2 separate regions of the Homo sapiens genome follow, and region 1 is linked to region 2. A link is an interaction called in ENCODE POLR2A ChIA-PET data of the cell type or tissue named here. Cell type or tissue: HepG2. All regions are shown on one strand. Each heading gives the region's core, and the rest is flanking DNA. Links, peaks and the distances in the headings are about the cores only. Region 1 has its middle 20 kb from the start of SLC25A19. Region 2 holds the start of LOC124904060 (a long non-coding RNA gene).

Region 1 (2,904 bases), core at 202-2,701, 85 kb before region 2:
CTCCCAAGTAGCTGGGATTACAGGCACCTGCCACCATGCCTGGCTAATTTTTGTATTTTTAGTAGAGACGTGGTTTCACCATGTTGGCCAGGCTGGTCTCGAACTCCTGACCTCAAGTGATCCGCCTGCCTCGGCCTCCCAAAGTGCTGGGATTACAGGTGTGAACCACTGCGCCCGGCCAATTTTTGTGTTTTTAGTAGAGACGGGGTTTTACCATGTTGAATAGGCTGGTCTTAAACTGACCTCAAGTGATCCACCCACCTAGGCCTCCCAAAGTGCTGGGATTACAGAATTGAGCCACTGTGCCCGCAGGAGGATGGAGGAAGGGAGGATGGAGGAAGGGAGGATGGAGGAAGGGGGCAGGCAGTTGGGATTTCGAGACTGCAGGGGAGCAAGAGCCCCCTGGGAGCTGATCAGGAAGGGGTTCTCAGGAGATGTGGGGTCTGTAGATCTAGTTCTTATGACAGGCTGGGGATAAGCAGAGAGCAGAGAGGAGGAGCTGAAGGTTAGTTAGAGAGGAGAGGACAGCGGCTGGGGCAGAGGTGGCCTGTGAGTAAATACTATCTGGACAAGCGTATAGCCATCTGGAAAAAAGGAGAGCTGAATCCATCTCTCACACCGATATCAGGATACCTTTAAATGGATCAAAGATTTAAACAGGCCAGGCACAGCGGCTCACGCCTGTAATCCCAGCACTTTGGAGGGCCAGTGCAGGGGGATCGATTGAGCTCAGGAGTTGGAGACCAGCCTGGGCAACATGGTGAAACCCTATCACTACTAAAAATACAAAAATTTAGCCGGACATGGTGGTGTGTGTCTGTGGTCCCAGCTACTTGGGAGGCTGACGTGGTAGGATTGGTTGAGCCCAGGAGGTGGAGGTTGCAGTGAGCTGAGGTTTTGCCTGTGATCTGGGAGAAAGGTAGATGCTGACCAAAGGCAAAGACTCAGAAGGGATTTGGTTGGCCAAAGGCTTGGAGAATTGGACCAGGTGCAGACTGTATGAGATCTTGAATGCCAAGATCCTAATCAGCACCTGTCACGATGTACTTAATCGTTGCAGTTGCAAAACACCCGTGTACATAATCACGTTGGATCCTCAGAGCAACCTAGGGACATTTTCCTTGGTTTGATTTTTAAACAGATGAAGGAATGGGGGTGAGAGGTTAAGGGCCCTGGTCGTGGCCAGGCGCCATGGCTCACGCCAGTAATCCCAGCAATTTGGGAGGCTGAGGTGGGTGGATCACTTGAGGCCAAGAGTTCAAGATCAGCCTGGGCAACACAGCGAAACCCCGTTTCTATTAAAAATACAAACAACCAGCCAGACATGGTGGAACGTGCCTGTAATCCTAACTCGGGAAGCTGAGGTGGGAGAATCGCTTGAACCCGGGAGGCGGAGGTTGCAGTGAGCTGGGATTGCATCACTGCACTCCAGCTTGGGCGATAGAGTCTTGCTCTGTTTCAAAAAAAAAAAAAAAAAAAAAAAGGAAGAAAAAAGGAGAAAAAGGGGGCCCTGGTCACACAGCGAGGAATAAAGGCCCTGGCCTCAGGCCTGCGATCTCATGCTCTTTGTCCTACATCACACTGCTCCTGAGGGGCAGGAGCCTGGACTTTGCCCTCTTTGGACAGGCTGGGGAAAGAGGCAGGGTGGAGAGACAGGAGGAGGTTTTGTGGCAGTGGGGAGAGGGGGACGAAGGGCCGGGACCAGGATGGTACCAGGGAGCATTTCCCTGCAGCCCTGTCCCTGGAGCCCTGTGGCGTCCCTGGTGCTGTGGACTCTTGGCTCACCTCCTGCCGCTCTGGCCTCTCTCCTGTGTGCTTCCTGCCTTCCCCTCGCCCAGCCCTCAGGGCTGTGCTTCCTTATGGGGACTGGAGTATGTGAGGCCTCACCCGTGGCCATGGTTTCAGGGCCACCTCCACACTGACAACACCTGGATCTCGATCTCCTGTCAGATCTGTCTCCTGAGCTCCAGGTGAACACACCCTGCTGCTTTCTAGATGATTGTCCTCAGGCACCTCAAATCCAACCCTCCAGCCTTTCTCTCTGCTTCACCCCACCCTGCCCCTCTTCCCCTAGTTCCCCATCTCAACAAACAAAAGCCACAGATCCCCCCACTGCCCTGCAGCCATCTGGACCTGCCTTTCCCTCCACCCCAGGTCTTCCCAGCTCCTCCTAAATACAGCTCAACGCCCTTGGCCCTCTGCCACTCCCTTCACTGGGACAACATCAGCAGTTTCTTTATTTTTTTTAGACGGAGTCTCACTCTGTTGCCCAGGCTGGAGTGCAATGGTGTGATCTTGGCTCACTGCAACCTCCGCCTCCCGGGTTCAAGTGATTCTCCTGCCTCAGCCTCCTGAGTAGCTGGGACTACAGGCACACGCAACCACGCCTGGCTAATTTTTGTATTTTTAGTAGAGACAAGGTTTCACCATATTGGCCCGGCTAGTCTCAAACTCCTGACCTCTGGTGATCCACCCACCTCGGCCTCCCAAAGTGCTGGGATTACACAGCTGGCTAATTTTTGTTATTTCTTGTAGGGGCAAGGTTTTGCCATGTTGCCCAGGCTGGGGTATATGGTTTCTTTTGGGGTATGACAGTGTTCTAAAATGGATTGTGGTGGCTGGCACAGTGGATCATGTCTGTAATCCCAGCACTTTGGGAGGCCAAGGTGGGAGGGTCGCTTGAGGACAGGAGTTTGAGACCAGCCTGAGCAACATAGTGAGACCCTGTCTCTACTAAAAAACATAAAATAAAATGGATTGTGGTGATGATTGCATAACTGTGAATACTAAAAAACATTGAATAATATACTTTAGATGGGTCACTTAAAAATGTTACATTGATCATATCTCCATAAAACTTTTTTTTTTTTTTTTTTTTGAGACAGAGTCTCGCTCTGTCGCCCA
Region 2 (2,904 bases), core at 323-2,822:
TTTCTGACAATTTAGTGTTGACTTTGAGAATACCCTCGAAAAGTGTGGTGTCACAAACACAGCTTTGAAATGAACACACAGACACAAAGTTTTCTTCTCTTTAAAGGGCTCTGCAGCATCATCTTCTATGAGGCTCAACCTACATTTCTAACATTAAGAAATTACTGGGCAGTTAACTTCAGAGTAGAACTCTACGCCTTGGGCAATGAGGGCAAAATAAAGACTATCAATAAGTCCACATAACTTAAAAGTAAAAAGACTGCACGTCCTTTTATAAAGAACCATATTTCTACATCTCCACTTGCTTTCTCTTCATAAAATTCTAAGAATTTCATTCAGGGGTAGTAAACAAATGAGGTAGCAAATTCCAACAATCAGTCTAAGGCTCAGAAGGAAAAATGTCAAAACTTGAGACACAGGGAACACTCAAACATGAAGCTTCAGCCTTTCCTCCTTTAAAGTTAACATACTCTTTGATAACACTCATCCTCGTTAAAATAAATTACACATCCAAAAGAGCAAACTGCTACAGTCAATTGGGTAAACAACATAATTAACATGTGCTGGGGGAGAGCGAATCCTCACATAAATAGTGGGGCTCAAAATAAGCTGCACATGGTATAGAAGCTGATTTTTAAACTGTCAGCAGGTTTCTTTTCGTGCAATTAGAGTTTAATATGGGGTAATTGCTCCTCAAGTTTCTTTTAAGAAAGTCGAAATCTGACTTGTACAATAGCAGGTTGCACCTTATTATTTAGAACTCCATTTGTTTTTTCACAAAGAATAAAAATACACTGAAGTTCTTTAATGAGTTTTGGTATGTACTTCTAACAACCTCTCTAAACTGGGAAAATTAATTTCTAACCTACCAAAATCATATTCCAGAACGCAAAATCCTTTGGCTATACAAAGTAAGACTAACTGAATGCTTTTACATAAATACTTCAGGTCTGGGTCTTTTTAAAAAATGCTATTTTTAAAATAAAACTCTACAGGGCAAATCAATCTACTCATATACTTCCTTTCTACAATCACATTACTTTGACTTTACTTGAAATATTACCAGTATCAACAGACAAATGAGGCATTCACACAAAGGCAGTTAAACACCACACATCACACCAACTCACTTAAGTCATATTTAATATTCTACTCAGCATCTAAAGCTCTCCAGAACAAATATGATGGTAAATGTTAAAAGTGTACAATGAAAAACACAGCTTCTTTGTGTGTAATCAGGGCGAAAGAAGGTGGGTGAGCACAGGGAGAGCGATCTCAGCATTGTGCTCGGCATCAGCACTTACCTTGAGGATGTCCCCCCTTTTGAAGCTCAGCTCGTCGTCTGCAGTAGCTTTGAAGTCATATTTGGCGATGGCTTCCATTCTGAGCGCTGCTCAGTGCTCAGCAGCCTGAAGCAGGGGGAAGGGAGTCTTCCCTGCTGAAGCAACCCAGCGCTCTGGGCTTAGCCTCGCCTCTCTTCTGGGACTCGCTCCGGCACTCTGGGACACACAATGCCACCCTGAAGCAGGAGAGGGACGATTAAGAGCAGTGGCCAGGATTGAAGGCAACCCCGCCCTGCCAATCGGCCTGCTGTCCCAGCCCCCACGCCCCCTGGCTCGGCCTGGCTCAGCCCTCCTCCCTCCCTTCCAGGCAACAGCCCCCCCCCGCCGACTTCTTCCTCTTTTCAGCCTCGGCCCCCAGGCGACTGACAGGCCTGCCGGCCAATGGCACAGCTGCCTGAGCTATTCCTGAACACACTTCCTCTTCCTTCCCGCTGGGTGTGCACTGCGTGCAGGAACCGGCTGGAGTCCCACTCAGTCTCCGCCTTTCCTCCTTTACTCCTCACAGGCTCTTCTCCAGCACCAAATACGGTCCACTGAAAGGAAGGCCTCACCCTGGGGATGGCACCTGTCTCTTCTCGGTTAAACAGGCCTGTCTCCCTCCCTTCCCCACCGCCATCCTTTCTGGTCTTCTGAGAATGCTGGCTTCCCTACTGCACAGTCAAGAGCAAGCAAAGCAAAACTCTTTGGTCTCGAGCTGCTGCACTCTTCTCGAAACTAAACCATGATCTGCTCCCAGGAGAGCAGGAGAAAGTAAATGTAGGAACTGCTTTTTCAATCCATTTACTGCTACAAGCACCGGCGGCTTTCCCCCTGCACTTCCATGTTGTGATCGGCAAGCTCAGGTAACCAGAGAAAGATCACAGCTCCAAGCTGTGTACCAGTGGAAATGGTGGGGATGACGCTCTTGCATAAGGCTCCCTTTCCCCGGCAGATCCCCAAGACTCTGGGGTCCCCACCAGGAATGAAATAAATGACCAAGGCTCAGCACTCCAGAAATAGCTCCACATTATTTCTAACTAACCTAAGGAGCAGAGCTGAAGTCCTAATCTACACTTGAAAGGAATCCCTTTTTCAGAATCTGAGCTGCCAAGTATCTTGTTTGGGAAAGAAAGTGCAGGGAGATGGTGCCCGCAGAAGGTCAAAGAGAAGTCTCTCTCACAGTCACCCTGTGCACAGCTTCTTAGAGCAAGCAGAGTATAAAACTGATGCAAACTGCATTTTGCAGGTAAAAGATTCTGTGAGAACCCTGAGATACTGTATCAGACGATGAGGAACTGGCAGTAGTACAATGAACGGTGTAGTGAAGCGTCTCCAGCCATGAATATAGGACACAACCTAGATCTGTGGATAACTAAATAAAAATAAAGCCCCGTTCTGGTTAGCTCGGTCACTGTTTTCATACTTGCTAAACAAAAGCAGAAAACAACAGAACTGGGACAGATTATTTATAGTGACACCTTTCTTGGATAATTACAACCCAGCAGCTCATTTGAGGGGCACAAGTGATTATTATTCCTTTGTTCTAAAGTTGACAATTGGGGCACTAATCAAGCATAGCTGC

The links. Peaks named below come from ENCODE experiments on the same cell type or tissue, not always from the same donor. Only the 100,000 strongest peaks of a DNase experiment are listed, where the experiment ranks them.
Region 1: POLR2A ChIA-PET joins it to region 2 with 16 read pairs; 25 of 35 experiments call an interaction of 5 or more read pairs at or near these places.

What each region holds. Positions count from the first base shown.
Region 1 is chr17:75,307,590-75,310,493 of GRCh38, forward strand. No RefSeq gene overlaps it. Among named protein-coding and RNA genes, the nearest start is that of SLC25A19, 20 kb to the left of the region's middle. In HepG2, for the core only: no CTCF peak of the experiment used is centred there; a DNase peak (open chromatin) is centred at 1,612; H3K4me3 peaks cover 1,456 bases.
Region 2 is chr17:75,392,247-75,395,150 of GRCh38, forward strand. GRB2 (growth factor receptor bound protein 2) reads right to left here. Exons shown (of 6, transcript NM_002086.5): 2 at 1,305-1,519. The coding sequence starts at 1,382. It overlaps LOC124904060 (a long non-coding RNA gene), which reads left to right and starts at 1,817. Exons shown (of 2, transcript XR_007065909.1): 1 at 1,817-2,185; 2 at 2,569-2,904. RefSeq lists enhancers at 1,738-1,837, 1,780-2,688. In HepG2, for the core only: no CTCF peak of the experiment used is centred there; a DNase peak (open chromatin) is centred at 1,725; H3K4me3 peaks cover 2,500 bases; H3K27me3 peaks cover 301 bases.